2 separate regions of the Homo sapiens genome follow, and region 1 is linked to region 2. Evidence: chromatin loops called from intact Hi-C (ENCODE). Cell type or tissue: MCF 10A. All regions are shown on one strand. Each heading gives the region's core, and the rest is flanking DNA. Links, peaks and the distances in the headings are about the cores only. Region 1 overlaps LOC105373228 (a long non-coding RNA gene). Region 2 overlaps FMN2 (formin 2).

What was found. Peaks named below come from ENCODE experiments on the same cell type or tissue, not always from the same donor. Only the 100,000 strongest peaks of a DNase experiment are listed, where the experiment ranks them.
Region 1: a loop joins it to region 2, with 5 times the contacts of the local background. A loop is called at or near these places in 2 of 110 quality-filtered maps.

What each region holds. Positions count from the first base shown.
Region 1 is chr1:240,679,552-240,696,296 of GRCh38, reverse strand. LOC105373228 (a long non-coding RNA gene) reads left to right here. Exons shown (of 4, transcript XR_949320.2): 2 at 8,146-8,332; 3 at 9,522-9,663; 4 at 10,544-10,614. Among named protein-coding and RNA genes, the nearest start is that of GREM2, 76 kb to the right of the region's middle. RefSeq lists a silencer at 3,874-4,168. In MCF 10A, for the core only: a CTCF peak has its summit at 4,002 (motif pointing right); a DNase peak (open chromatin) is centred at 4,026.
Region 2 is chr1:240,277,257-240,294,001 of GRCh38, reverse strand. All of the region lies in intron 7 of FMN2 (formin 2), which reads right to left. Among named protein-coding and RNA genes, the nearest start is that of FMN2, 190 kb to the right of the region's middle. In MCF 10A, for the core only: no CTCF peak of the experiment used is centred there; DNase peaks (open chromatin) are centred at 8,231, 8,791 and 11,361.

The sequences.
Region 1 (16,745 bases), core at 498-8,497, 410 kb before region 2:
GGACACATTTCAAAGCAGCCTCATGGTAAATAGGTTACCAGGACCTCAACTACATAACAGAGTAATTCTGAGATGTGTTAGAATACATCAGTATTGATGCTAAATCCAATGTACACTAAATCAAATCCTATAAATATTGATTGATCTCCTGCCAAGAAGACCTCTTAATCACTGTGATACGTTGGCAGTTTTGAAAATGGCATAATAGGCTGGGCGTGGTGGCTCATGCCTGTAATCCCCCCACTTTGGGAGGCCGAGGATGGGCGGATCACAAGGTCAGGAGATCGAGACCATCCTGGCTAATATGGTGAAACTCCGTCTCCACTAAAAATACAAAAAAATTAGCCGGGCATGGTGGTGGGCACCTGTAGTCCCAGCTACTGGGGAGGCTGAGGCAGGAGAATGGCGTGAACTTGGGAGGCGGAGCTTGCAGTGAGCCAAGATCGTGCCACTGCACTGCAGCCTGGGCGACAGAGGGAGACTCCGTCTCAAAAAAAAAAAAAAAAAAAAAAAAGACAATGGCATAATGATGGGTAGAGAAACTCAAATAGAGACATCCAGAAAAGAATGGAAAGAGTCAAATTTCCCCTTGTTTCCAAGTGCTAGAGCTCTTTACTAGTGAACGTTAATCTGTATGGCAGAGAGTAAAGGGCACACTCAACAGGTGGCATTTCTTTCAGGATCTAGTGACATTTTCAACACCAACCCTGGTGAAGTGGAAGAGGAGGTCAAGGAGTGCGCTCCAATGGCAGTGGCCAAGTGAGGGGTGTCATCACCCTAAGAGTTTCATGAATGGCAGTGCATATATAACTCCACGCTGATTTATGGCCACCTTTAGAGGCCTCATGAATATTACCTATTTATTCCTTCCTTGGGCTTCCCACATATCTAAACTTTGGGACTTGTTACCTTGTACTGCGTTCATTTATGTGCCACCTTCTTCATTTTGATGGTGAAAACTAGGTCTGATTTGAGGGAGGGTACATCCTAGGAGTCAATTCTTTTGGTTCTAGAGCTAGATAATTTTGATTCAAATCCTCCTCTGACATTGATGAGAATGTGATATCGGCCAATTCACACAACTGCTCTGTGCCTCAGTTTCCTCATCTTTATATATTTGAGTAGTTGCTAGGAGGATTAAATAAATTTATATATATATTAAATACATTTATATATATATATGTATATAACATTTAGAAGAGTGCCTGGCACATGGTGAGAGGTAAGTCCTCCATAAGGTAAATTATTATTATTATTATTTTGTGTCAATGAATGTCATAGCAGTAATTTTATTATTTTAATTTAATTTAATAAAACCCACAATTTTTAATTAGTGATTAGTAATTATTTTAATTAATGATGACATGTATTCACACTTCACACAAATTCATAAAGAATAAATCATAGAGGTAAAGCTATAATAAATATCACATTGCAAATACACAATTAGCAACATGAAAAGTACATGGAATTTTTGAAGCATGAAGAAACTTGAGTGCTAACTCTAAACAGATAAAGCATCTGTTTATCTTGGATAAGTCTTTTAAACTTTATAAAGAATAACTATGCAGAGATAACATTTAGTACTTAAGAAATAATAAATTTACATGACTTTCTCTCTCTTCCTGTGAAATAAAGATATTAGACCAGATTATTACTTCTTGCTAAAAGATTCAATGACTCTCAGACAGGAGATGAAAATATAATAACAATTGCCTTGGGTCTCCAATCTTGACACATACTGTCTACAGAATTTGGCACACTTTGTTGCTGTCCTCTATTATAATATATGTGTTTGAATCTTTTCTGACTATCTAGTTTAAGACTGGAAACCATTAATTTAACTTATTAATTCAATGGACATGTATTAAGCATCTGCTATATCCAAGTTAATAGGATCTGGAAATACATAGTGACAAAAGCAGTCTCTCGCCTCCGTGAGTTTACAGTCTAATTGTGAGAGAAGCGTGAAAACAAAGAGTTCAATAATCATTACATATCCACAGTGGAAGTCTATACAGAGCACAATGGGAGCACAGAAGAATGAGAACGTGTTTGCACTGTGAAATGGCCGTAGTAAGTAAAAGTTTCACAAAGGAAGTAAAAGCTGTTTAGATTTTTATCATTCTCTTCCCATCAGTCCCTATTATACTGCTGGCACTTTTTGAAATAAGCAGAAACCTAATATGCAATTTCCAAAGATTGTCTTTAAAGATGTACCTTATTGAATACATGTGGATATATAGCCTAGGGCACATGCTACACCTTCTTGTCACTAAGTACGCACATTGCAGGAGCCTGCCAGTCCCAGCATAGTTTCTCATTTCCACTTCATAACACTGTCTACAAGATTTTACAAAGAGATCAATTGCTCATTACGTTACTGGTATCTTGTCCTCAGTTTGTCCCACATGCAGTGAGAGAAATATTTTATACCATCCTATGGAAGACTGAGAATAAAAAGAACATATCCTTGCTGTAAGTTAAACATCTAAAAATGGTATGATTCTTTTCAGAGTGTGCTGCCAGATGCTGCTAGATACTGGGTATGTGGCCAGAAGATGTTAACCCAACACTAACAGTCATATAAATCATGATTCCCCAAAGGTCAGATGCTACCACTGCATGGTTATTTTCTTCAACTTACTCTGTAGTCTCTCTTATAGAATTTGTAAGGTTTATGCTGTACACATTATGGGACAAAAGGTCTTTATCTCATGAAACAGGGCTAGGCAGTGAGAAACCCAACGAGAAGGGCAAAATTAAGATTTCCTACGGATGTCACCAGCAAAGTCATTATTATTGAAATTGAATAAATGAATGGAAAAAGCAAAACAAGCTCTGAGTTAGAAAAATAAATTACACATGGCCAAGCTCAGATTCATTCCTATTACCTACAATTAGAATTTTTAAAAATTGAGCCTTCCCTTTGAATTTCCAAAATTAGTAGGAAGGGGGAAGTGAAAAGGCCATTAAAGGAAAAAAGGAAGAGATCAGAGTTTTGAAGAGACCATCAACAGATGTTGTTTCAGAAATTGGATTTGGAATGAGTCCAAAAGGACTATTTCTAAGACAAGAGCTAAGTAGACCATGGGTGAATTTCATCTGATGCATTTCATCTGAGCATTGATACTGGAAGACACATTAGAGAGGGCATCTGGAAGTTAGCTTACCAAAAGGAAATAGGATCACTTAAGGAGTCTAATAATGAGCAAAAATAAAGAGATTGAGCTATTGGAAGGAAGGCAGAATCATGTGATGGTTTCTTTAGAAAGTCTTGATCATCTTTAGATGTATATCTTAGAGACTCACTCCTAGAATCTTACACACCAGTAATTTTTTTTTTTTTTTTTTGAGATAGATTCTCACTCTGTCACCCAGGCTGAAGTGCGGTGGCGTGATCTGCAACCTCTGCCTCCCGGGTTGAAGCGGTTTCTGTGCCTCAGCCTCCCGAGTAGCTGGGATTACAGGCGTGCGCCGCCACGCCCAGCTAATTTTTCTGTATTTTTAGTAGAGATGGGGTTTCACCATGTTGGCAAGGTTGGTCTTGAACTCCTGACCTCAAGTCATCCACCCACCTCAGCTTCCCAAAGTGCTAGGATTACAGGTGTGAGCCACCATGCCCAGCCACACCAGTATTTCTTTACCCTCTATTTTGATCCAATGTTTATCCAGAAGTAGTTCAAGATTAAGAAGTAGTTCAAGTGAGCAGACAACTTGAATTCCATTGAGCCTAATCTATATTTATTTTCCCTCCATAGTTACAATATGGAAAACATAATCACGTAAGTGTAAAGGAAAGTATATTCTACGTCCTGAAAAATCACTGTGGTTCATTCACGCTGGGAAAGGTGGCCGCTTTTCTGACATGAATCCGTAGCTGCATTATCATGGGGGTTTCCTGGGTAAAGAGGAGGCTGCCGGTCTCTTGCTTCCCCCACTTTTCCATTTTTTCCTCTTTTGCAGCCAGCCATGGTCCCATGCTTGCTAGCAACAGAAAGTACAGCAGATGGCAGCAAGCAGCTGCTGCATTTTCCAAACCTTGGTCAGCAACTGTTTTCAAGCCAGCACAAGGCAGGTTGAATGGAGGCAAAGATGGATGTGGATTTGTTAAGAGTCCCCCGTCCTCCATCTCTTGTTCTGTCTCTACCTTTCTGCCCTGCCCAGTGATGAGCAAACACCTCATTTCACAGAAGCAGAGCAAACTGGAAACAAGAGGAGGAGACAAAAGCTGGGGCTTGGCGGGACACACTGAACTGGACTCAAGCCTGAAGTGACCTAGTCAGGCGTGGTATCGATGTCGTGGCAGATCTTCCTTGGCCTCCGTGGGCTGTTGAGCAATTTCTTGGACCCACATCTGTGAATGCTAATCCAACACCAAACAATATTTTGCAGAATTATTCCATCCACTTTGCAACTTCCAGCTTTGTAGGGGCTTCACGGGGGCTGCAGGTAGCAGGAAAGACCTGAGGGTGAACTGCGTTGTGCTGAGAGATAAGCCTGGATTTTACCAATTCAGGCTTGGCAGACCACATCAGAGCTGTCAAAAGGCTATGAACTGCTCTGAGCTCCTGCCTTTAAACTTGCCCTGTTTAGTTCAGCTCAGAAGCCTGGAATTTGTGAAGGTAAACAATTCTTATCCCATGGATAAACTGGATAATGCAATTTAAAATACAGACGTATATTCTTCAGACAAACGTAACCGCCCTGACATTAATGGGGCCATTTATCTATGTTGAAGTCAGTAAGCCATAAGCACTGTCAGTGATGTGGGGATTTGGGGATTTGATTAGTTTTGGGTTTCCAGTGGCTTAACAGGAACAGAGGGTGCGAGGTGAGGTAGCTGGTCTTATCTTCTTGAGTTATTAGATAACTTGTGTTCTTTCTCCTTTGTGCTAAAACCTAAAAGGTAAATTTGTTCTTTTGTGTTTTCCATAATTCAACAGATTGTTAACCTGGTTTATTTTTCATAACCAGCAAATTGTACCTATGCTGATCATTCAGTTTTGTGGTCAAATATTACAAAGCTGGGTTATGTAAGCTTATATTTTTCATGAAATCAGCCCTATAAGAAATTAGGATTACAGGTCCTAACACTTTTTTCTTTTTGAAACGGAGTCTCGCTTTGTCGCCCAGGCTGGAGTGCGGTGGTGGGATCTCAGCTCACTGCAAGCTCCGCCTCCTGGGTTCACACCATTCTCCTGCCTCAGCCTCCCAAGTAGCTGGGACTACAGGTGCCCGCCACCACGCCCGGCTAAAGTTTTATATTTTTAGTAGAGTTTCACTGTGTTAGCCAGGATGGTCTCGATCTCCTGACCTCGTGATCCGCCCGCCTCAGCCTCCCAAAGTGCTGGGATTACAGGTGTGAGCCTCCGTGCCCAGCCTACAGGTCCTAACACTTTAACTTCCAGAGTTCAAGATTATTAAAGTAACTTCAATACTGGACGGCATTTGTAAGCTTTACGTGCTCCCAGCTGGTTCGTTGACATGGAGTTCAGACTTGCATGCAATCACCCTTGACTATCTTTGGCTGTCCTTTCTCAGAAACAGGGCAATCATCTTAACAAAAACCTGGCCAATAGATTTCCAAATGTTGCGTTCATAGAAAGAACACTGGTTTTGAGAAAAACTTTCACATGTATTTTCTTTTCCCTTCTCTCTCTTTTTTTTTTTTTCAGACAGGGTCTCGCAGTGTTGCATAGGCTGGAGTTCAGCGGCATGCTCACGGCTCACTGCAGCCTTGACCTCTTGGGCTCAAGAGCTCAAGCAGTCCTCCCATCTCAGCCTCCCAAGTAGCTGGAACCACAGGCACATGCCACCACACCCAACTAATTTTTGTATTTTTAGTAGAGGCAGGGTTTCGCCATGTGTCTCAGGCTGGTCTCAAATTCCTGGGCTCAAGGGATCTGCCTACCTCAGCAACCCAAAACACTGGGTTTACAGGCATGAGCCGCCGTGCCCTGCCTCAAATGTATTTTCAAGTGGAGCAAAGTTAAGGGGCTCACAGTCACTTGAAGTTTTAGCAAAACTTGGGAGTAAGCGAGAATGTTCTCTTAAGCAACTGTTCTGCCTCATTGGTGGGATGAGCCATTTGGCTGCCTCTGGTTTCCCACTAGCAAACAGTAACTGATTGGGAAGATGAACAGGATTAGCTAAATGATTAATCTCCATCTGCTCTAATACATAAATTATGAAATCATACTCATCATACCAATTTTTGCCAATTCAAAATGTGAACCCATTGGCAAAAAAAAAAAAAAAAAAGGAAAAGAAAAATTTCCAGTCACCGAGAGATGTTCCACTGTAGTCTTTCAAAATGTTTTTAAAACAGTTTGAAAAATCTTACTTTCAAAGTTTGAATTTTATCCCAGTCCATTGTCCTCCTGCCCGACTGTTGACAAATCATCACCACAGGGGATCTGGTGAGAAAAACATGGGTGGCCCTAGGCTGGTATCTGGCCAAATCAAGTATACATTTGGCGAATATGGCCAGACTGTAGGCTACCTAGGTGGCTTTGTGGTCTCATGTGATCAAAGTCGGGGATAGATTAAGGAGACTAGATCTTTCTTTAGTAGATGGAATATAGCAATTCCAATTACTGACATCCTAAAAGCTTCTCTGGAGATGCAGAGCAAATTCTCTATACATTTAATGTTTTCTACATTAAAGGATATTTTGCTTCCACAACTGAAGTGAATTATGGAAACAAAACCTCCTTTAAGATAAGCCTGAAATTATCATTGTATTTGACAATGGGAGGAAAAAAGCTGAGACGTTTTCAGAATCTACCAGCAATGCATCCCCCAGAGAATACACAATTTGCATGAATCCCCCTGAGCTAGGGAAGCTGAGGATATCTGAAAGAGAAGGGGGAAAATGTATTTTAAAAGCTTCCCAGAAACAGATTAAGAGTTAAGAAAAAGAAAAATCCTGTTAACAACTGGAATGGGCAGACACCGCTCTGCCAGCCTTAAAAGAGTCAGATGAGAGGCCAGACACGGATTTCTGCTTTTCCGAAAGTCACCCAGACATAGACAAGGATAAAGTAAAAACGAGAAATGTAGAACAACATGATCCCTTTATTTTGATAATTTAGAAAATAAAAAGAAATGATTGCAGTGTAGGCAAGCAGCAGAGGCCTAAAACTTCAATACTTTACATGGAAAAGGAGACTGGAGGTGTTTGAAGAAAAAGCAATTTCAATTGCAGTGGCTTTTAACCTTTTGGGAGCATTGAATTGCCTTGAGAATCTGGAAAATGCTATGCATCCTCTTCCCCCGAATACAAATGCATGATTTTCCATTCCATTCATGAAATTTCACTCATAATTATTTTGCACGTATGACAGGTTAATAACTCTTACACAGAATAGAGTTTCTGGCTTTGTTTTGTTTTGTTTTTCATCTTTTTGTTTGGTTTGTTTGGTAATGAGTTTTGCAAACCTTGGGAAGGTAGTGTGAGGCAAGGTTATTGGTGAGGGAAGGTGATTAACTGTGTTCTAAATAAATAGTAGTTATGGTGAATCATTTCCCTCCCATCCTACCTCAAAGAAAAAATTTGGATAAATAAAATATGTACGAAATTACAATGACATACCAAGAATGGTGAATTCTTAATGCTCCTCAATGTAAACTGGCATGTAAACACATGGACATTTTTCTTGCATCTCTACTTATTGGTTATATTTGTTTCAATCATTAAGATCTTTGAGACTGGGCGCGATGGCTCATGCCTGTAATCCCAGCACTTTGGGAGGCTGAGGCGGGCGGATCACCTGAGGTAGGGAGTTCAAGACCAGCCTAACCAACATGGAGAAACCCTGTCTCTACTAAAAATACAGACTAGCCGGGCGTGGTGGCGCATGACTGTAATCCCAGCTACTAAGGAGGCTGAGGCAGGAGAATTGCTTGAACCTGGGAGGTGGAGGTTGTAGTGAGCCGAGATTGTGCCATTGCACTCCAGCCTGGGCAACAAGAGTGAAACTCCATCTCAAAAAAAAAAAAAAAAAAAAAAGATCCTTGAAAAGCATCATATCATTCATTGTGTCTTTCTTATGTCTTTTACTTAAGACAGTTACCTGGTGTGGCATGACACAATATCTCCCAGCCTCTAAAATATTATTTCTCAATCATATTTTGCCATAGGAATGATCTTGTCTGGTCACATTCCAGAAGCAGGAGGAAAAAAAAATAGCATTTCTGAAGCCAATGAGTGCCAGTCACTTGAAGATGGTAATCTGAACAGGAAGAGCACTGTGACTTACTACTGTCCTTCAGAGAAAAAGGAAGAGGTGCACGTCACAGACGGGAAGTCAGTGAACCAGAGGCAAAGGTACTGAAACTTTATTTGGCAAATATGAAACATCCGTTGTGCCAAGAGCACAGATCCAGTTTTTGCAAGATGCAAATTTCATGGCAAACAACAAAAGCCTGAAGAACCACTTAGCTAATAACTGACTTCGTACTCAGCATCCCTTTTCTGTTTTTCTGCTGTGACAGGCCTTTATTGAAAGCCAGAATATATAGATCAGTCAAAACCTCAGAACAAAAAGGTAGTGGGCCTGAGCTCAGAATGTCAGGCAATTAATGCACTAGTGTTGGCATCAGCCTCCAAATCCTTGAAAATATAAAATACTTGAACACTCGTCTCTCTTATGAATGAGTTCCCCATCATATATTGGTTTCCTTAATGAAGATCAGAAAGGAGTTTCGGAAAATGATATGCTTAGCCAATTTAACACCAGCTGTTTGATTCTCCAAGTTTCCTTACCCTAAATGACTTTACAACAAAGTCAAGTAGAAACGCCGCTGAACAATCCTGTCATCCTTTCCTCACCCTGGCCGAATGAGGCTTTTTTTGGATTGCAAAAATTGATTAAAATTAAAAGACATCGTTTAATTAATCTTCTGTGCCATGAGACTCCATCAGGCTGTCTACAAAGACCACTGGGAGGCTGAGGATCACTTGAGCCCAGGAGTTTGAGGCTATAGTGAGCCTCAAAGGGTCTCTGCACTGCAGCCTGGGTGACAGAGCGAGACCTGTCACACACACACACACACACACACACACACACAAAGACTTTTAGCCACATTTCCAGATTTCAATGTAAATGGTACTTGGGGAATGCTTTTTGACCCAAGAAAGGAAACTAGGTCTGAGTGTTTATCGTTTGTAGATTGGTGAATAGATTCAGAAAAGCTAATAACACAAATTTGAGAGTGGCATTTTGTGGGCATAGATTTCACATTAAAACTGAGACCAAAAGACTAGTGTCTGTTATCTTGACATTTTGTGGAGTTAAAACTAAGGACAAAGGCTGTTTAGAGAGCACAGCGGTGATCTGTACTTATGAAATTTAGTGACCCTCAGTTGCTTGGCAAAACTACAAAAAAAAATTGTGACCTGCTTTTTATACAGGTGAATAAACAATTCAGGTATCAAACAATGAACCCCTTGATTTCAAAGGACAGTGATGTGTTTGACGATAAGAGACAATTCCTATAATTCTTTTGTATTCCAGTGAAGTTTATAGCATGAACGACTTGTTTTTTTGGTACAATCCTGTACATTAATTGTTACCAGCACGTATCTCGGAGCTCCTGTCCACACAATAGTCATTACTAACACCTGAGTTGATCTGCACAAGGGCACGGATTACACGGGTAAGTGAAATAGCATCCACATTCATCACCGATTTCAGTTATGTCTAAGAATATAGGATCAAATTTTTATGTTCAGACTATAATCAAAAAATATTTCTAGAGGATACTTTGTTACTATACAGGTGTGATAGTAATCAGATTATCTAATGACTATAGGAAGAATTGTGCTTTCAAATTAAGGAACTGGCCTGGGTGTCATGGCCCACGCCTGTAATCCCAGCCCTTTGGGAGGCCAGAGTAGGAAGATCGCTTGAGACCAGGAGTTTGAGGCCAGCCTTGGCAACATAGCAGGACCTCGTCTCTATTTCTAAAAAAATAATTTTTATATACATATTTTATATATATTATATATATTTTTATAATATATATATTTTTAAATTTAGGGACTGGCCCTTAATTTAGCAGTGATGTCATATAAGGGAACAAAAATCACATCATTTGAAGTAGCATAAGAAAAAAAATGGCTCTGCTACTGTTTATAGGAACATTATATATGAGTGTATATATAATATTTAAAAAACATATTAAAATAATGTTTTACGTCTGTAAGTACAGTATATGTTGCTATATGTTATATATATGCACACATATATACAGATTATATTACATGTATATATGTATACATAATATATAATCATGTTATCTGTATATATACATGAAATTATATTATATATAATTTTATCACTGCATTACTTATATCTTGGCAAAATTTTATTGAAATATAACTCACACAAAGTGCATAAATGCTAAGTGCAATACAGAGTTCAGTGAATTTTACAAAGTGAATGCCTCTGTGAAACCACCCCCCAGATCAAGACATAGAATATTAATAACACCTTCAAAACCTTTCTCATGTCTATTCACCTTTACTACCCTATAGAAAAAGACAAGTGTTCCCACATTTTCTATTACCTGGAGAAGATTCTTCCTTAAATGTTAGAAGAATTGGTGAGTAAAAAAATCTGGGCCTAGAATTTTGTCGGGGGAGGGATGGGAGTAGTTTGTGGAAAGGTTTGTCAGATTTTATTTTTCTTCTTATTTTGATTTTATTAAATAATCCTTTTTATTTGAAGAAGTGTGTCCATTTGACAATAACTCTTTAAATTTTGGTGTAAGCTGCTCATTAGATTCTTTTATTAACTGCTTTAATATCTGTAGGTTTTGTGGTAAATCTGTCAATTTGTGTTTTTCTATTTTTATGATATCAGTTTTTCTAGTAATTTATATCTTATTAGAATTTTCAAAGTCAACTTTGGCTTTATTGATTTTCTTTTTATTATGTTTGCTGTTTGATATCTGCTGTTAGCATTATTTCATTTCTTATTTTTCTTTGGGTTTAATTTGCTATCCTTTTTCTAGCTTATTTGATGAATATTAGACTTTTTTTTTTTTTTTTGAGACAGTCTTGCTCTGTTGTCCATGCTGGAATGCAATGGCGTGATCTCGGCTCACTGCAACCTCCACCTCCTAGGGTCAATCAATTCTTCTGCCTCAGCCTCCCAAGTAGCTGGGAATACAGGCACCCACCACCACACCTGGCTAATTTTTGTATTTTTAGTAGAGACCAGGTTTCACCATATTGGCCCAGCTGGTCTCGAACTCCTGACCTTGTGATCCACCCATCACGGCCTCCCAAAGTGCTGGGATTACAGGTGTGAGCCATGGCACCTGGCTGAATATTAGACATTTTGTAGATCTTTTTTCTTTTCTAATATGTGCATATATATTTCACTCTAGGCCTTCAGATGCATCCCTTACATTAAGTACCATTTCTCGTTATCATTCATTTCAAAATATTTTCTTATTTACTGATATTCTTTTTTTTTTTTTTTTTTTTTTTTTTTTTTTGAGACAGGGTTTCACTCTGTCCCCCAGGCTGGAGTGCAGTTGCACGATCTCAGCTCACCTCAACCTCCACCACCCGGGTTCAAGTGATTCTCCTGTCTCAGCCTCCTGAGTAGCTGGGATTACAGGCATGCACCACCATGCCCAGCTAATTTTTGTATTGTTAGTAGAAATGGGGTTTCGCCATGTTGGCCAGGCTGGTCTCGAACTCCTGACTTCAAGTGATCCGCCCACCTCGGCCTCCCAAAAGTGCTGGGATTACGGGCGTGAGGCACCACGCCTGGCCAGTTGTTTTCTTTTCAATTTTATCCAGCTTTCATAGCAGTTCCCAATATGGGAATTAGTTTGATTGAAGCCATGTCCTCATGGCTAGAAGTAGTTTCTTCTTCTTCTTCTTGTTTTTTTGTTTGTTTGTTCTTTGTTGTTGTTGTTGTTTTGGTTTGTTTGTTTGTTTTTCGAGATGGAGTCTCACTCTGTTGCCCAGGCTGGAGTGCAGTGGCACAATCTTGGCTCACTGCAATCTCCGCCTCCCGGGTTCAAGCAGTTCTCCTGCCTCAGCCTCCTGAGTAGCTGGGATTTACAGGTATGGGCCACTATGCCCGGCTATTTTTTGTATTTTTAGTAGAGAAGGAGTTTCACCACATTGACCAGTCTGGTCTTGAACATCTGACCTCAGATGATCCACCCACCTTGGCCTCCCAAGGTGCTGGGATTACAGACGTGAGCCACCACGCCCGGCAGAAGTAGTTTCTTCAACCAGCATTTAAACCTACTGAAGTTTCACAGATTCAATTCTTGTTCAAAAAGTTCTCCTCCTTTTAACCTCCTAACTGCTATGGGAGAAAGCTGCTTCCCTTCCTTCTTGGCCTTGAGTTTGGCCTTGTGGCTTTCTTTGGCTTTGGGGATATTAGCAGACATGATGCAAGCAGGGACTTTCGACGCATTTGCTTGGCTCCGCATGCCTTCTCAGTCTCTTGCTATGCCATTGGAAGAGCTCGCCTAGTTGGCCTGCTGCTCCAAGAAGGATGAGAAACATGTGGAGCAGCTTCCTGACCAATCCACAAACCTACAGCTTAAAGCAGAACTGCCCGGCTGTGCCCCCGGCTAAATCGAGAAACTCAAGCCTTCCCACAAACTCATGAATGAGCTCAGCCACACACAGCGGAGTCACCATAGCCAACCAGCATGTCCTGGAGAAATAAATTACCGTGGCTTTAAGATACTGATTTTGGGGGTGTGTGTTATGTACCATTATTTCAATAAGAAGAAAATACTAACGGATACACAGGACTTCTGTTTTAAAAGTTTATAACTGCCCTCCCTCCCACCTACAGCATAATCAGCTTTCCGTGAACATACCTTAGAAAATGGGGACAGTTGGCTGGGTGTAATGGCTCACGCCCGTAATCCCAGAACTTTGGGAGGTCAAGGTGGGCACATCACGAGGTCAGGAGTTTGAGACCAGCCTGGCCAACATAATGAAACCCCGTCTCTACTAAAAATACAAAAAATTAGCTGGGCGTGGTGGCGGGTGCCTGTAATCCCAGCCACTCGGGAAGCTGAGGCAGGAGAATCGCTTGAACCCGGGAGGCGGAGGTTGCAGTGAGCTGAGATTGTGCCACTGCACTTCAGCTCTGGCGACAGAGCAAGACTCCACCTCAAAAAAAGAAAGAAAGAAAGAAAATGGGGACAGTGAGGTCAAGGGTACGTGCACGTTTGACAGCTCCACACTCCGTTCCTCTCTCTCTCTCTCTCTCTTTCTCTCTCTCTCTCTCTCAATACTGGAAACCATTATTCTTTGGCAGCATAAATTCCAGTGACACAAATACTAACACGGACATTTTAATCAATTTGTTCTCACTAAAGGGGGAAAGCTGGACTCAATATTCAAGATTCATTCGTTCTATATAACACTAGAAAAATAAAAGAGTTGGACAAAAAGACAGCAAGGCAATCTTTAGTACCGCTAACTTTGAAAAGAGAAGAGTTATTGTCCTAACATAGTAAGAAAATTCTTATTCCACATGTATAGAGATTAACTATGTTAACACAAGTCCAATTTTAGCCCACTGATGTGGAAAAATGCAAATCAAAAATCTGGACACATTCTCTTGCGTATAGCATGTCTGAGAATAGCCTGACTTTTGAAACATAGTTGTTTCTCATAAGTGCAAATAGTAAACTGCCTACAAGCCAACGAAACCACATGGCACCATTGGCATGATATATATATATATATATGTAAAAAAAAGGTCACAGTAGTGCTGGACTTTAGTAGGTTTCTTGAATTGGAAAGACTAAATGTTACCACAAATACCGTTAACAATCTCCTATTTGAAGACAAAGTGTGCCAATCATAGAATCCCTGACAAAGATTATTGCTCACAATAGGCCCCAGTATTCCTCAAAGGAATCTAGTGCTTTTGCCAAAGCACGAGATTTCAAATACAAAACAGGCCCACAGGAATCCTAAGAGTTTGGACTTAATGAAAAAAAAAATTCAAACAATAAAACGCAAGCCTACATAGGTTTGGTTTTTTGTTGTTTGTTTGATGGGGGGCAAATAAAGCACATTTAATAAATTGTCAATTTGTTTTAAAAATTTCTTGTTATAAAATAATAAAGAGCATTTTGAAAGTCGATGTTTTAATTTTTAAGTTTACTTTTATTTCTTTTATCTCCTGTTTTATTTTCAGGGTTACATGGGCAGGATGTGCAGGTTTGTTACATAGTTAAACGTGTGTCATGGGGATTGGCTGCACAGATCATCCCATTACCTATGTATTAAGCCCAGCATCCATTAGTTATTCTTCCTCATGCTCTCTCTCCTCCCACCCTCAACCCCGACAGGCCCCAGGGTATGTTGTTCCCCCCTGCATGTGTCCATGTGTTCTTATCATTCTGCTCCCACTTATAAGTGAGAACATGCGGTATTTGATTTTCTGTTCCTGCCTTAGTTTGCTGAGAATAATGGCTTACAGTTTCATCCCTGTCCCTGCATAGGACATGATCTTATTCCTTTTTATGACTGTATAGTATTCCATGGTATATATGTACCACATTTTCTTTTTCCAGTCTATCATTGATAGGTATTTAGATTCCATGTCTTTGCTATCATGAATAGTGTTGCAGTGAACACACGCATGCATGTATCTTTATAATAAAATGATTTATATTCCTTTGGGTATGTACCCAGTAATGGGATTGCTGGGTCAAATGGTATTTCTGGTTCTAGGTCTTTGAGGAATCACCACACTGTCTTCCACAATGGTTTACCTAATTTACACTCCCACCAACAGTGTAAAAACCTTCCTTTTTCTCCACAAACGCACCAGCATCAATTGTTTTTTTGCTTTTTAACAATAGCCATTCTCACTAGTGTGAGATGGTATCTCATTGTGCTTTTGATTTGCATTCCTCTAATGATCAATGATGTTGAGCTTCTTTTCGAATGTTTGTTGGCTGCCTGTATGCCTTCTTTTAAGAAGTGTATGTCGAGGCCAGGCGCAGTGACTCACACCTGTAATCCCAGCACTTTGGGAGGCTGAGGCGGGCAGATCACGAGGTTAAGAGATCGAGACCATCCTGGCTAACACGGTGAAACCCCATCTCTACAAAAAAATACAAAAAAATTAGCCAGGCATGGTGGCGGGCACCTGTAGTCGCAGCTACTCAGGAGGGTGAGGCAGGAGAATGGCGTGAACCCGGGAGGTGGAGCTTGCAGTGAGCCGAGATCGCACCACTGCACTCCAGCCTGGGCGACAGAGCGAGACTCCGTCTCAAAAAAAAAAAGGAAGAAGTGTATGCCAGGCACTGTGGCTCACACCTGTAATCCCAGCACTTTGGGAGGCCAAGGAGGCCAGATCACGAGGTCAGGAGATCAAGATCATCCTGGCTAACACGGTGAAACCCTGTCTCTACTAAAAATACAAAAAATTAGCTGGGCGAGGTGGCGGGCGCCTGTAGTCCCAGCTACTCGGGAGGCTGAGGCAGGTGAATGGCGTGAACCCAGGAGGCGGAGCTTGCAGTGCGCCGAGATCACACCACTGCACTCCAGCCTGGGCGACAGAGCGAGACTCAGCCTAAACAAAAAAATAAACTAACTAACTAACTAACTAAATAAATAAATAAATAAATGTGTGCATTTATGTCCTTTGCTAATTTTTTAATGGCGTTGTTTTTTTCTTGTAAATTTAAGTTCTTTGTAGATGCTTGATATTAGACCATTGTCAAATGGGTAAATTGTAAAAATTTTCTCCCATTCTGTAGGTTGTCTGTTTACTCTGATGATAGTTTCTTTTGCTGTGCAAAAGCTCTTTAGTTTCATTAGATCCCATTTGTCAATTTTTGCTTTTGTTGCAGTTGATTTTGGCATCTTCCTCATGAAATATTTTCCCATGCCTATGTCCTAAGTTTTCTTCTAGGGTTTTTGTAGTTTTGGGTTGTACATTTAAGTGTTTAATCCATCTTGAGTTGATTTTTGTATATGGTTTAAAGAAAGGGTCCAGATTCAATTTTCTGCATATGGCTAGCCAGTTCTCCCAGCAGCATTTATTAAACAGAGAATCCTTTCCCCATTGCTGATTTTTGTCAGGTTTGTTGAAGATCAGATGGTCGTAGGTGTTTGGTATTATTTCTGGGTTCCCTATTCTGTTCCATTGGTCTATTTGTCTGTTCTTCTACCAGTACCATGCTGTTTTGGTTAGCATAACCTTGTAGCATAGTTCGAAGTTGGGTTGTGTGATGCCTCCAGCTTTGCTCTTTTTGCTGAGGATTGTCTTGGCTATTCGGGCTGTTTTTTGGTTCCGTATGAATTTTAGAGTAGTTTTTCTAATTCTGTGAAGAATGTCAATGGTAGTTTAATGGGAATAGTATTGAATCTATAAATTGCTTTGGACAGTGTCGCCATTTTCACAATATTGATTCTTCCTATCCATGAGCATGGAATGTTTTTTCATTTGTTTGCGTCCTCTCTGATTTATTTGAGCAGTGGGTTGTAGTTCTCCTTGAAGAGGTCCTTCACTTCCCTTGTTAGCTGTATTCCAAGGTATCTTATTCCTTTTGCAGCAATTGTGAATGGGAGTACATTCATTATTTGGCTCTCTGCTTGCCTGTTGTTGAGAAATGCTAGTGATTTTTGCACATTGATTTTGTATCCTGATACTTTGCTGAAGTTGTGTATCAGCTTAAGAAGTTTTGGGCTGAGACGATGGGGTTTTGGATCATGTCATCTGAAA
Region 2 (16,745 bases), core at 3,950-11,949:
AAAATCACCAAGTGAATAATCACAAACTGGATATATTTATTTTGATAAGAGGCATTTTACAATGTCTCTTCTCTCAAAGTTTCACATGAGACATTTTCTAGTTGACTCTGGCAAAATCCCAAGAAAGAATTTAAAAAGACAAGTGGGAAATCGAAGCACAGGATGGATAAGAAATCTAAACAAGGTAATTTAGCATTTGTATTTGGAGCTGGGAAGGGAGCCCAGATTCACCAAAAAATATTGTACCAAGTAGAATATGATACTTCCACCCTAATAATAATCCACTATCTCAATTTCCAAAAAAATTAGGTGTGAAATACATATCTAAGAGTAAGAGTCTCAGACAAATCTTATTCATTAGACCATATAAGGCAAAAATATCGTGAACTTTAATGTTTCAAAGTAGTAAAGGCACAGTCCAAATACCTTTGACTATATTTCAAAAATTAATTAAAAAGGATTAGCTAATAATTTTGCTGTGATAATATGTAAGAAAAGGCACAAAACCCAAGTAAAAACAGTAAATTTATGTATGGAATTATCTTCTTTCAATTTGTGCAGAGTCTAGCTCTTCAAGAATATCTTACAGTGAATCCAAAGGTTTCTGATTTTGGAATTCATCAGCTAGCTAATAATCCAGTAATTCTCTACATGATAAGAAAACTATAAAGGAAATGCAAGGGGTCAACTTGGTGTCAGATTTCATCCCCAGAACAAGGCAAAGAAACACAATAAAATCATTCATGATCAATTCAAAGCTCATAAAGTACACAGTTGTCCTTTGACTTTATCCATCATTTTAAACCATACTATTATACCCACAAGTTTTCCCCACATAAAACTTGTGAATATCCTGAGGTTTCTCATCTTTCTATCTCATGCAATGTCATATACATGAGATCGAAAGAATATTCTTAATAATGAATATCTTAATACATGTTATGTGCTCCTAAACAAGTTCTCAAAGGGTCCTAACCCATGAAATCTCATTTTTTACTCATCCACAGAAAATCTCACTGGAAAGCAGCACTGTTACTGTTTCTCCATATAACTTCCCCCTAGTTGACCTGAGAGAAATTAACACAATTCAAATGGGAACGAGCAGTTTTCAGGGCAAAATCTAATCATGCTTTTGTAGCCAAAAAGAAAGAAAGATTAAATACTGACAGATGAATGGATGCAGTGATAGAAATTCTAGACAGGAAATAAAGGTAAAAGAAGCAATTTGGGAAAGATTACAATTATCGAAGTGCCATACTTCCTCCCCAGTTTAAAAAGCATATGCTAACATTTCAGAAATCAGGACTTAGATCAAAATGTCTATGTTACTAGACGTTTAGTAGCATCTTCCATTTCTCCCTTCCTTAAAATCTGTGATTTGGTCAATGGTACATTTTCAATGGATGGAATTCTAAAATCAAGGAAATAAGCATTCCCAAATGTATTCAACAAATGTGAGGTGTTTCCTATACATCAGGGATTACACTAGTATACTAGAAGTGTTAACAGTTACTTGAGTAATAATGATTTGAAGTTGGAGCTATTTGGGTGGGAATATGCTGAATAGCCCAGCCTTGAAAGTCTGCAGACAACTGGTAATGCACAGAGAAGAGAATACCATGATCAGAGTTCTAGATCATGCTAAGAATGACTGAATGCATTTTTTATTTTTTACTTATTTACTTATGTACTTACCTACTTACTTATTTATGTATTTATTTATTTCGGTGGCAAAAAGATTCAAAGAAAAAACTCCTCAGAAATTTCTTGGTTCCAAGTCCAAAATTTCAGCCTTGTTTCGGAGGAAAGAACCTGAGTATTGAAATTATATCAAGGTGACAGTTCCTCCAAAGGGAATATTATTTTTACAAGATGCTGTTTCCTGATGTGGAACAAACATAGAACATGGAATCGAACTAAACTAAGTTTAAATTTAAATTTTTATTTGCTGCTGCATTACTTCAAGTAAGTTACTTTTTATAAGTTTCAGTTCCTTTATGGGGCAGGGGCAAGGAAATAATGGAAAATATTAGCCAAGTTTTGGTTTGGGGTTTTTGTGGGGCTTAGAGGCAATAACAAGTAAAAGGGTCTGACATGTAGTTGGTTAATGTTACCTCCCCATGCCAACTTTTCACATAAATTCAACTATTAGAACATCCTTCCTGCTCAAGTGAGCCTTGCTATGAAGCCCAAGGTTAAACGAGTTGACTTTTTTTCAATTTGTGTTTTAGCTTCCCCGTGTATCCAAAAAAAAGAAAAACAAAAAATCCATTCCAACTGCATCTACTGAGGGATGGAACCTTTACCTGAATGATAAACCATTAGAGTGAAACAAGAGAGCCTGGTACAGAACTACCTGGGCTTCTTCATTATACTCTGTCTTGTTTATTAGCATTTAAATGATTAAGCAGAAGACTAGATTTCAGATAAATCCAAAATTTAAAAGAATATTCAGTGATAAATGTTTAGTTCAGATTACTTTATTCTCTAATATTCAGCAAGGTGTTAATGTGATTACATTTCAGATTGGAGGTCAGATATCTCACACTCATTTCCTCCTTGCTGCTTTAAGATGCTGAGTAACACCCATCCTTGTCTGCGACTCTTTACAATTCCCACCCCCACCCACCCCCTGCAGGTCTACAATGCAGTTTTAATCACTTTCTCAAAAATATATATAAATCAATTTAACCAGGAAGCATCTGTTCTGTTTTTATGTGAGTGGGTTCAAGGAGAAAGGTGTTGAGAGGAACTATAGACCTTTTTTGCACATTAAAAGATTATTCACTTATTTGTCAAATATGCTACATTTCCAGGATTAAAACAACGGAGATATTTACCACTTCCTTTAAACAACCTACAAATGACCACGTGTTACTAATCACTCCAGCTGGATGTGGTGGCTCACGCCTGTAATTCCAGCACTCTGGGAGGCCAAGGCAGGCGGATCACCTGAGGCCCAGAATTCGAGACCAGCCTGGACAACATGGTGAAATCCTGTCTCTACTAAAAATACAAAAATTAGCCAGGTGTGGTGGTGCATGCCTGTAATCCCAGCTACTCGGGAGGCTAAGGCAGGATAATCACTTGAACCCGGGAGGTAGAGGGCCTAGATCTACCTAGGCCAAGATCTACGTGAGCCAAGATCATGCCTCTGTACTCCAGCCTGGGTGACAGAGCCAGACTCTGTCTCAAAAAAAAAAAAAAACAAAAAAAAAAAACCAAACAAACAGACATCACTCCAGACCAAAATAGACAACAATTCTTGTCTACGATTTTATCAAATGCCAATGTCTAGATAGAGAGTAGAACATAGTAATCTTTCAGGCTTTCATACCAAATGGCTGTGTGTCTTTGATCAAGACACTAAACTTCTCTGAGACTTTATCAAGTGGGATAACTTTCGTTTATAGCATATGCTTATCATGTGGGGAAAATAAGTAATTATATAGTAGAAAAATAATTCAGAAAGGCTTGGAATAATGGGTGTGATTAATTTTAAGGTGTATGTTACCTGTAAACACATTGGTTCAGAAATTAGATTAAAACTAGGTGCTAAATTAAAACTAGGTTCAGGACTAAACATTTGCGTTCAATAGTTAAAAGTTAATTTCACAATAGCTATTCTCATCATGAACTCCTCCGGTACGAACTTGCTCCACCGGTATGAGCTCGCTAAGATCCAATGTCATTGTTGTTAAAGCATGCTGTTAAAAAATGAAAAATGAAATGGCCTGTTTTGGAAGTCCAATCGTCAATTTAACCTAAGATATTTAAAATGTCTCAAAATGTCCAAACAGAAAAAGAAATCTGTTTTCTTTTGATTTTAAGATTTTGATCGATGACTGCATTACATTAAAAAAATAAAAGAATAAAGCAATTCAAAACAACCAAGCATTATAGACTCAACATAAGAAACAGTCCCACTCTTGACTGTGCGCAGGCAGGTGTCTATCCTTGGACACTTGGTCTTTGCTATTAACGTGTTCTCCTCCGTGGCTGCCTTTGTCAGCACCAGAAATGTGGTACATGCTTCTTATTCTAACTTACTACAAATGTTGAATTACCCACAGGCTAGAGAGCAAAGTAATCTATCTGTATGAATGTTTACATGATAAAATGAATCCTGTCTCTATACTTTCAAAGAACTGCACAGAAGGGAAAGGACTTATTTTAAATGTGCCTTAAAAGGAACTCATTTAAAACAAAGCACTTCAACAAAACATTATTAGACAAATTTGTTGATCTTTCACATATTTTGAATAGCCAGATTAAGTAGTTCACTTTATTTGTGTAATCCCTTTTTTTTAGAGAGAGACAGAGTGACAGGGTCTCACTCTGTCACCCATGCTAGGGTGCAGTGGTATGATCATAGCTCACTGCAGCCTCAGACTCCTGGGTTCAAGCAATCTTCTCATCTCAGCCTCTCCATGTGGCGGGGACAACAGGTACATGCCACCATGCCCAGATAATATTTCTATTTTTTTAATTTTTTTGTAGAGAAAAAGGTCTTGCTATGTTGCCCAGGCCGGTCTTGAACTCCTGGCCTCAAGTGATCCTCCCACCTCAGGCTTCCAAAGTGCTGAGATTGCAGGCATGAGCCACGGTGCCCAACCTATTTGTATAATTCAATATGATAGGATTACTCTTGTTGAATGCAACATTTTAAGCTATGGAACAGTGTTAGTACATGCCTTACATTGATATTTTTTAAAATCAGGGATCTGTTGGATGAGACAGGACTGGAGCAGTCTCTCAGGGCTGTGCTTGATGGCCCCTTCCTTTCATAAGCCATGAACACTTATCCCAGCCACTGCAGTCACCTACTTTAATCTTTCCTGTGTGACCTGCTAAACTGGTGGTAAAGATGCCCCAAACTAGAAAATCTCACAGTGTTTATTACCAAGTGTGTTATTCATTTCTGCAGGGCAAGTTACACCAAAGCTTAGGGGCTTACAGAGCACACATGGATTATCTCACACGTTCTGTGGGTCACAAATCCAGGTGCAGCTCAGCTAGGGGCCTTTGCCTCAAGGTCTCCCATAAGACTGCAATCACAGTGTTGGCGGGGGCTACGGTCTCATCTGAAGGCTCTGCAGGAAGATCTGTTTCCAGCCTTACTCACAGGCTGTTGGCAGGATTCAGTTCCTCAGGCTGAGGGCCTCAGCATCTCACTACTGGTTGGCTGGAAGTCTGACTCAGTTTCTTGCCAGATGGGCTTCTTCATAGACAACTCTCAAGGTAGTTGGCTTCCCTTAGAGTGAGACAGAAAGGGCATACGAGACAGGGCCTCCTTCTCTTTGTAACCTTATTTTGGAAGTGACATCCCATCACCCCTGTTCTGTTCTATTCTATTCAGTGTGAGTCGTGAGTGTAGCCCACATATAAGGGCTAGGGAATATCACAGGGCCGTGAGTCTCAGAAGGTGGGGATCTCCAGGGACCATCTGAGGGGCTGCCCATCACAACACATTGCTAACCCATGGCTCTCTGTTCCTTGGACTTCAGCTTCCAACTTGTGTTGCTCTATGGGTCTCTACCTTGTGTTAATTTCATTAATTCGAATGTTTTTATTCTCCTATTAGGCTCTAGGTTGACAAAAGACATGGAGAAGCATCATGATTCAGTGGAAAGAAAAAGTGCACTAGTCAGGAAGGCTGGCTTCTGGTTTAGGCATAACCTATCAAATCAGCTAAACCTCATCATTTCTATAAATAGAGATCATATGAGATACGTTCTGTAGATATACAGAGACGTGTGAGACAATATGGACAGACCCTTCCCTCCATAATTACATGGTCATGCTTCATTCACTGTTGTATCCTTTCTCTATCTAGAAGAACCCAGTACACAAAAGACTTGGAAAAACATCTTTCTCGAATGCTGAAAGGCTAAAACAGGCTGAGGTTAGCAATTCCTGAAAATCAACTCTGCCTTTAATTTTACTGGATAAACTGACCTTTCTTTGAGATCACTCTGATTGTCCTTTCATAAATAACTAACTTCACTCTAGCTGACATCATAGCTCAAAAATACAGAACACAAAGATAATATGTCATGTCACATTGCCACCTGATGGCACTGGAAGGCAGTGGGGCACAGTGACCACACAACTTATTATCTGCATAACCCAGAGAGTCTCAAGTTCCTCATCTGCAGAATGGACCTAATAAGAAGAGGACCTGCCCTACAGAGTTCTTGCAGGAGATTAAATAATAAAAGTCAAATGCAGTGCCACGCACAAAGCAAACACTCAGAAAATGTTGGTTGTTGTGATTATTATTACGGCCCATTTCACATTCCTATAATGGAAAATGTTTTTTTTAATCTCTCTCCAAATCAGTATCTTAGATTGAGAGGTTTCAGATGAACCAGGTTGAAAACATTCTCAGCAAAAAGAAAAATGACAGTTTCAGTTGTACTGATAGTAACATAGAAGACTAAACAAGTAACCAGAGGGAAGCCATTAACACTAATTTGGGTTAAAGTACATGGAAAGAGAAGTAGAGTCAGCAGAAGCTTAAACACAAAATGAGTACAAATCAGCCCATATTTACGGTTCATGCCCTCTTTTCACTGGCAGAGTATAAGGGCTTGAAGAAAGCATCTTTACCCCATTTAAAATACAGAAGCCACAGGAAAAGCTTTGATGAAGTTAGCTTTGCAAGCTGCTGAGAAGCAAAGACCTTTGTTTGAGCAGACACTCATCTTATGTAGCAGAGATCAGAAGCATCCTCTCATTTAAGAGTCAGGTTTGTCATCTTACTCTAGCTACCAGGAAACTACATTTTGTAAGAGATCTCTCTGAGGAACTGCAGGGAGCATGTCATTTCGACTTTAAAATCAGGACGACGAGGACATGTAAGCAGTTAATTTTTGTTTCACTGTATATTTCAGTGAAATAGAAACTTTTACATTTTGGGGATGCGTAATTGAAATGTATCTGACAGTATTTGTTATCTCTTTTGTAAATGTCCTACAAAACATTTTGGGAATCTGGAGTTATACACACTCCCCCATCTAGAAGAGCTGACAGTATAGTGAAGTAGAAAGACACATCGACAAATAACTACACAACAATTACACCACAATAAAAGCACAAGGTAGAGCTTGTGCAAACAGCAGAAAGAACTGCGTTGTCAGGTGTAAAAGATCCTCAAAGTGACAGAGTTTGAAAGTGAACGACTACTAAATAGATGGTCTAAATCTTAATAGCATCACCTAACATTCAGATTGCTTCATTCCATTTGCACTGTGATATGTATTAATACGTACTGCTGGGAAGCATCTCTGATTAAGATGGCACAGGAAGTACACACATTTGATTTTGTTCTCTCCTGAAGTTTCACTAAAGCTATAGTAAAAACATATTTAAAAAAGTAAACCCATAAGGACTGGAAGAAAGAAGATGAGATGACAGCAACAAAATGTGGAAGCCAGCTCTACTCAGTTTCGTAGACCTTAAAATGATAAAACCATAACTTTCACTGAGAAAACTGAGCACCAACCCTGAAGGCCAAGGAACTGGCAACAGGCACTTGTCCAACTGAGGGTAAAGCAAGGAATATCAGAAACAAGGAGCACTGGATGAATGCTGCCAGTCAGTCAGTTACATGCTCATTCTGAAAAAGTCCTTCCCAACTTCATCAGGTTGATTTTCTTGAGAAATTAAATCTAAGTCTCTGGACAAAGACACAGCAATCACAATTGTAGGATAGGTTGCTATGCTGAATACACAGGGACCATGTGGAGTACTGCATGTTGAATACAAAAGCCTCCATACCTCCATTCAGCCCTCCTCCCCCAATTTAGGGTCCAGAACACTGCCAGACAGGCCTTTACACCCCAAGCCAGAAATGGGAAGTCTCCAGGAAATCTCTCCATCCCAGGAAAAAAGACCAAAAGATAAAGACATGGGTGAATACCCGACAAAAAACCCACACCGAAAATGCTACACTGAACTCAAAGTCCAAGAGCCCAACATGAAGACTCAGGGCTTCTCATCACCTTTTAGACTTAAGCAAGAACAGACAGCCAAGGATCAAATCATCTATGGGAAGCCTCTACAAGGGATGTTAGAAACCAGAGCGGGGGAAAAAAAGGAAAAAAAAATAAAGCAGTAAAACTCTTCCAACTCCTACAAAGTGTCGTCAATACTTGTTGTCCCCACCTTCTTCTCTGCCCATCACTTCCTAAACCCACTCATCAAGTCTTTGCTCTGATTACTGAGTCACCAGTGTTTTAGATCTTGTGAAATCCAAATGCACATTTCTCAACCCTTGGCAGCATGTGACACAGTTATAAATTCCTTCCGATACACGTGCTAAACATTTATCCTAGCTTCCAGGATACCACTCTCTCTTCCTCTTCCTCCTACTTCTAATGTTCCCCATTCCTCAGTCTCCCCTGCTGGCTCTTTCTCTCCCTAACCTCTCATTTTTGGAATGTCCTAGGGCTCACTACTGCCACCCTTTCTTACCTCTATCTACACTCACCGCCTTGGTGGTCTCGCCCAGTCTCACGGTGGGCTTGAAATACTCCAGCACTTTCATCTCCAGCTTCCGACCTCCTTCCTGAACTCCTCACTTATAGAACCAACAGCCTTCTCAGCATCACCACTTGGGTGTCTAACAGACAGCACACTCTATACATGTTCTTCTGTCTTACATGACGGAGCCTCCATCTGCTTGGTGTTCAGAGGAACTGTCCTTAATTCCTCCCTTCCCCTCACCTTCCACATCCAACACATCATGAATCGTGTTGGCTTCACATTCCAAACACATCCAGAATATGACTTCACCTCACCACACCCACCCCTACCACCCCATTCTCAGACATTCCCGATTATTGCCTGCAATTCTTGCAACACCCTCCTAATTGAACAAAATGTTTCTTCAAACAAAAAACAGGGTAACAGAAAAACCCAATAGAAGATTTGGGAAATACATGTGAGAATTTCCCAAAAGTAGATCAAAAAGGAAACGAAGAGGAAAAAGCCAAGAAATTTAGACAAATTTAGGAAGGCCAACATCCAAATAACAGGAAAGAAAAGGTTGACCAGTTCCTGAGAGTAGATCCCAGCGAGTTAAGATTAACAAAAACCATAGAATCACGTACTCCCTCTGACCATATGCCTGCCAGATATAAAGCACTTGGTTCACACTCTAGCCCAGCCAGAAGCTGTGTCCCTGGTGATCCTTCTGTTCACAGAACTTACTCACTACATTGCCTATTAGTTTTTACGTTTTTAAGGACCCAGAAAAGGTCCTTAAAAATTTGAGGGACTCTGAAGCTAGAAGACAGATTACAACTTAGAAAGTTTCTCTGCCTTTCTTTTATAATCCTTCATCTAATAGTAGAAATATTTCCCTCTTCTTACCTAGCTAAGTTTGTGTTTGTCTTTAGGTGTTAAAAGACAAAACAATATAAAGTTGAGGAAAAGTTGTGTAGATGGACAAAGAATTCCAAGAGTGGACAGCTGGGGAAGGGAAAGTGCTTTTATAGAAGCTATCATCTGTATTCTAGTGGAATTAAAGAGAAATAAAAACTGAATTCCAATATCTTTGAGTTTATTAGGAAGTAAAATGAAAACACAGGGTCTAGATGAGGGGGAAAATGTCAGTCATTCCTGACTGTTTGTTTCTAACTCAATCCTCCCCCCCAGCTTAAAAGATTGGCTCATATTAGGGAGTGATATGGGCATCTAGTTAGAATATAGTGATGAAGATTATTTGAAATATGAATGAAATCCTGACAATTACCCACATGACAATATGGCCAAAGTGCTAAATACATTTGAATCAGTTAAAAAATTGTTTTCAGCAGTAAGTAAAAGAATATCTGAGTAGATAGAGACTTGAACAAAGCTAAGGTAGGTTGCCATTGATTCAGGGGATAAAATATGTTAGGGCCCAAAATTTTTAAGTGGTCTTCACATGCCTTTTCCTTTTCCTCACTTGGAACAATTGCTGCTACTGTACCAGCCATCACTTTCACATTCCAGGCCAGACGAAGGAGGAAAGAGGAAAGCAACAAGAAGAAATGCACAATGCCGATGGATCATAAATTTTTAGGAGACTTCTACTTACATCTCACTGACCGGATCAGTTTCCTATGGTCACCTGGAAGGAAAGGGAAACTGGAAAGTATGGCTCTAAATGTGGACGAACTGCTGTTTCTAACAAAATAGCAATTTCAAGCTCCAGTCTAAGTAATCTCCAAAACACTCCATAAATACCAAGGCTCATGACTTTCCCTACCTTTGGATTCCACCCTTTAACATTAATAAAAGCCATCTGATACACTCCAGCTACTCCCTCTATTGTATAAAAGTATGTGGTTGGTCGCTCCAAGAAGATTTTTAAGAGCCTAATAGCAGGGATCTTGTCTTAGACATTATTGTATCATGCCAGAGTGTCCTGCATATAGCAGACAACTGAAGAAGTGTGTAATGTGAAAAACAAAAGTCATTGCTGAACCTCCAGGGAAAAGTCATAATAGGTAACCTTAAGAAAGGATGCCACCACTCACACATTTGCCTTATTGGCTCCAGAAATGCACAAAGGCCGAAATGCCTGAGAAAGTGAAAGCCAAATAAATACTGGCATAGGCAAAAATCCCTGCTGCAAATGGTAATACAAGCATGAGCCTCTAAATAGTAATGAGGAGAGGAACTGCAAAGAAAAGAGCAACAGACAGACATTACTAGGGGAAGAAGCCTCCTTTTCCTCCTCTGCATCTATAATCTGTGGTGGATACAAAAGGCTCATTTTTATTTTCAGGGCTGCCTTAATTTTTATTTATTTCAATTACTGTTCTAATTAATCTGCTGAGAAGATGTAAGAAGGAAGAAGAAAAAAAAGAAAAACACAGCTTGGCAGAAATGCCTAGAACTATCATCCCTCAATCTTTATTTGAAACTCAATAAAGCATAGAAACCTTCGGGAGGTGCATGTCACTGTGCAACTGGATGTGAAAGGAGTCAAGAGTCACACCCAGCATTGTTTTCTAAGGAATAGAATGCTGATGCATCAATCTCCAGCTGAAAATCTGCACACCTGGGCAGTTACATTAAAAACTTCCAAAATGTATATTACATAACAAAAATTTTCTAAAGAGGTAGCCAAGCAACTTTTAAATTTGTGTTGGATTTTGCTTGGCTTAGTTACGTGAGCATATCCAACAGCTGATGAAAACTCATATTTCAAAGGAAGGAAGACACTTGCTACCATATTCATCGGAACATTTTACACTCGATGATAAGATGAAAGGAAATACTACTTGCATTCTTTCTGCATCTCACCACTAAGATGCTTGGGCACCTGGAAACCTGGGGCCTTTGAGTATGCACACAAACGTGGGCATCTTGCCAGAAGACGTGCTGCCAGGCATTCTTAACATACACCTGAAACCCTGCACACACGCTCGTGAGTAATATTTCAAGTAATTCTGGATTATCTAAAGACCATGATAAAGGCCAGTTAAATGGCACATATACCAACAGCATTCTTCTTTTGATCCCAAATTTAAATAGTGGCGTTCTATTCCTTGTATTTGTAAGACTTCTAAATTTTATTACTCTCTTCTGATTAAAAGCTCTAGTTTAAACAGTAACATGTTTACTGAGAAGTCTTAACTCACCAATATAATAACTCAAAAGTTGTGGTTTTCTCCAGAATTACATGAGACTTAGACCTTGTGTTTTGGATTTAGATAGACCTGAACTAAAAACAGGGCTCTGTGACTAACCAGCTGTGCATCTCTTGGAGAGACTTGGTAAGCTCTATGAGCTTTGGTTTATTCACATGGGAAATAGACATATCAGTGGTAATGTTATTATCCCCTTAAATGGATATTATAAAGATTAGAGGTAACTCCTCTATTGTGTGGAAAACAGTCCTTGTTATAGCAGGCACTCTAAAATGAAAGGTTCTTCAGTTTTCGGTCAATGTCTAAATAGCACATATACCTTTGTAGATATATTTGCTCTCATAAAGCAAAATATAAATTAGAAAATAAGACTATAAGTTTCGTATTATTGTTTGGACCTTAAAAATAAAAGGACAGTATATTCAAATCACGCATCTATATACAACTGGGCTAATTCCCAATTTCATGAACCAAAGTAAATGAAGATCTGCTTAAAGAATAATGGAAAAATGGGTTATTTTCAAACCAGCAGTCAGTGTATAAATTGCTCTACAGTAAGAAATGCACAAATACAGTACCTTAGAGATATTACCAAAAAATGAGTGATATTGTGTCATTTGTCCTTCCTTTATTGCGTATTTTAAATTTTGCTAATTAAATGGTACGACATTGAAAGGAGACCATTTATTAAAAACTGTAAGACAAAAATGTACTCTCGAGAGACATGCTTTTAAATATCAGAAATTAATGTAATAATTACAAAATATTTTTATTCATCCACAGAGAAGACAGAATATCTTCTGGAAAACATCATTGATTCATTGAACAAATATTCAGAATTCTAATTCTGAGCTAGGTACTCTTGTCCGCCCTGAGGATACAGCATAAACCAGACAGACACGGTTCCTGCCCTAGTAGAGTTTACACCTTGTTATCAAACAGTTAAAATACCATATGTCCTAGGAAGGAAGAAAACTGCATTTTTTATAATATCCTATAATTTAGAAATCACTTTAATTTGTACTATCTTCTCTTTTTGAACAGTTTAGCATGATGGAGCTTTACTGTAAGATACAGACAATAAAATCCCAGAATGCCATAGACTTTGCACTCAGGCTACATAAAGAAAGGCTTTCCTGCAAGAAAAAACTAAATCCCATACACAATCCAACACTGGTACATCTCAAGCATACTTGCTTATACAAGGTTAACGACATAAGTTACTGATTAAGTCGGTAGGCTTCATACACCTATGGGCCTTGTTTATAAGAGCTGTACAAGTTAAATTGTTAGAGAACAAATGCATTTTGTTTGAGTCAGTATGTCGCCGTCTTGTCTAGGCAGGAGGGAAAAAAATGGATACCAAGACTGTGATCCTTTTGGAATAAAATCTTTAAATGCAAACATGATTACCATTGTAGACTGTTTAATCTAGCGATATTGTATTTCATTTCTGTTTTTGGAGAGGTTTGTTGATTTGACCACACTGGGTACGACTCGGCGCTTATCTCAACTGTTTAGATAAGATTTATTTGACTTTGGCAGGTGACAAAATCTAGGGTGTGGAATAAGGGAGGTAGAAAAAAGACGGGTATATTCCCAGATAGTGTTTATTTTAAGCATAGTGTATAGATGAGCAAAGAGTTTCAAACAACGCACTGTACTTTATGTAAAACATCCACTGTCTGTTGAATGTTTTCCGTAAACCAGCACTGCAAAATGTCCTTTATTGGGCATAACAGATTTCACCTTCTTGCTTAGGTAAACATTTATGCTCTTGTAAAAGAGGGCTTAGTGAGTTCCCCTGGAAATAGAACCCTAACTCTGGGATCACATTTTGCCACTGTTTTCTAACACATGCTCTAAAAGGGGCACAGTGATAAACTTTATTTTGAATGTAAGCATATATATTGCTCCATAAGTCCAGAATCTATCAGAAATCTAAAATGTCTTATGCCAAAATAACTTTCATACCAATAAGAATCATCTTTTTTCAGTGTAGTGCTACACAAACATGTCTCACTGAAAGAAACCTAAAACAGAAAAGCTTGAATTATAAACACAATGATTATAATCACAATTTTAAGGGAAAAAATTTTCCTTTTTAAAATAGTTCACCTAAAACTTCATTTAAATATTCAACTTCTTTAGTATATGTAAACATTTATATATTGGCAGACATGCTGAGGTAGGGGGAAGAACTAAGAAGTTTGGTCACTAAAAATTAAAAATTCATAAAAAAAAGAAAACTCAGTTGTGAATTTGTAACATATGACTGAGAAGATCAGAGCTCACATACCAAAATTAGACATGTTAGGGTAATACCTTCCACTGTACTACAGAGATCACCTTAATCAACTTGTATTTCATTACATTTCCAATATGTTTAAAAACATGAAAAATCTAAAACCCACATATTTATCACCCTCCCTTTGGAATAATTTTGTTCCTATTTACATCAACATGTAGTTAATATATGCAAAAATATGATACACTGGTTTTTGTGTATGTTGAGTCATATTTTGTTATTTGTTCAGTTAATGAAGGTTTCTTTTTTCTCTTCTGAAGTATATGTTGATGTGTAAAAATTACTTTAATGTTTCCTTGTCTAGAAGAATGAGGAATTAGTTAAATATGGGGAGGTGTTTCAAATATTAGGATTTATCTGATGTGCTTTTAATTAATAAAAAGTTGCTTCTAAGTAAAATAAATACTTTTCAAATATAAGATAGAAAGGCCTCTGTTCTAATTCCTCCACTCACATTTTTGAGTTCTAATTAAAGTTCCAGAGGTGACTGGTGCCTGGAAAGTGGACTGCTAAGGGAATTTTCCTTCTATTTACTGTGCTGTCCTCACACTTTCCATTCTCTCCAGAGTTCAGTAAGTACCACCTGCTTCTTACAGTGATGTCTTCACAAAGGAGATTATCAGTTTTGCTTTTCCCAACCCCAACCTCTTCCTCCTTCATTGCTTTAAGTATCCAGTGACTTTCAGCATTTCTGCAACTGCAGAAATGAGGTGTCCCACACATTTTGATTTAATTGAGCAAGATGTATCTGTCCTCTTCTCACGGTATCAGAATTTTTTTTTCATTAAAGAAAACCATTTTTATTGTCAGAGCTTCCTAACATCCTTCAATCGCTCGTAATATGTGCAAATAGTAAAAATATAGGATAGGCATCACTGTGTTAAAAAGCTTGCATGGAAACCATTGGTTGGAGGAAGGTTTAACCTACCTCAGGCACCGTGAATTTTCAGCACTGACGTGTCCATCATATAACACTAGTTTCAAGTCTCTTCTCTTCCCCCACTGCCCAACTAGAACAAAATTACAGTTCGAGCTCAGGTTGCTCTATGAATAGTAAATGTCTCTTCAAGATTCCATTCAAATAACTGGACTAAAATTTAGGAACTTTCTCCATAGTCCCACACCTACTGGCTTGACAGGCCAGGAATCTCATTCCATCATTACAAAAATCTGCTATGGTCTTTTCCTTGGCTGCTCCTATACATAAATAATCCCATGAAAACTGAACCAATAAGAAGTAATGCAGACTTCAAATTTCACAACTTATACATATAAAGATACTCTGGTATTTTCATTTGTTTCTTATTTTCAAGATGTGCAAAGTCAATCTAAATGTATCTGTGTAAGGGAAATCGTTGCTAGTGGCTAAAACAGTTTAATAAAGCCCTTAAAAGTTAATCTCAGCTGAAGTTATGATCCTCATTGTTAAAGAAGAAGCAATTTCCTATTAATAAAATTCCTAAGGAATATCAAATCTCCTTCCATTCCTCGTCTCTTCTAGCTGAGGAAAGAGGAGAGTAAGTGGATTTGTCCTCACCTGCCAGGCTACCACAAAGGAAAACTCAACCTCTCCCCCAAATTCCTCTTTGGCACAGAATAAATGAGTTAAAGTCGAGGCTAAAAGTTAACTCCCCAGACTTCATCGTATTTCAACACTTCGAGCCTTTCACTAAGTATTCTGAAATTACTACTCAAGAGTATCACAGATGCTAGAAGAGTCACGTCATGTCTTTGTGACACCCAGACCTTGTGCTATGTGCAGCAGGTGATGGGAATACAGCACTCCAAAGATCGTGACCAAGATAATGACAACTGACCCTACAAATGCTCATTCCAGACACTCTGCAGCAGTGAGGCCAGGAGCCCCAAATGCCTGTTTATATAGTTATGAAATAAACTTTTAAAAGTGGGCACTTAGCAAGAAGCATTAATATATGCACAGTGTAATAGGAATCGGGGTTCATTGGACCACTGATAAGTACATTTGAATTAGAAATAATTCATCTCAAAAGTGTAAAGTATGCATGTTGGTAACTATTCTAAACATTTCAAATATTTCAAAAAACAGTAAAGCCTCTTAGAATTTAAATAAACATTTGAGTTCCATTTTTAACGAACTCAATATTTTTAAGTTTATTGTTTACCAGACATCTAAATATTTCAAAAGCCTTCACTCTGGTAAATAAGGCAATGTTAGAAGATGTAGGTACGGGCCAGGCGCTGTGGCTCACACCTGTAATCCTAGCACTTTGGGAGGCCAAGACGGGCGGATCACTTGAGGTCGGGAGTTCAAAACCAGGCTGGCCAACATGGTGAAACCTCGTCTCTACTAAAAATACAAAAAAATTAGCCGGGCATGGTGGCAGGTGCCTGTAATCCCAGTTACTTGGGAGGCTGAGGCAAGAGAATCACTTGAACCTGGGAGGCAGAGGTTGCAGCAAGCCAAGATTGTGCCACTGCACTCCAGCCTGGGCGACAGAGTGCAACTCTGTCTCAAAAAAAAAAAAAAAAAAAAAAAAAGAAGAAGATGCAGGTACTTAAAGTTGGGTAAGGCATAATCTTCATAAAACACATCCTTCTCCCTCCATTTATTTGAAAAAAAAAAAAAGAAAAGGCAGAAAGGTTCAATATAACTGTATTCAAACATGGCAGTCCTAGAGTCCGGGAGAGTTTAGACCTGCTGGTCTTAAACGGATTGATCATACCAGATTTTAAAATAAAAAATTCTAAGAATTAGAAGAAATATATTTTTCTAATGAAATAATTAATGTCAACTTGGATCCCATCAA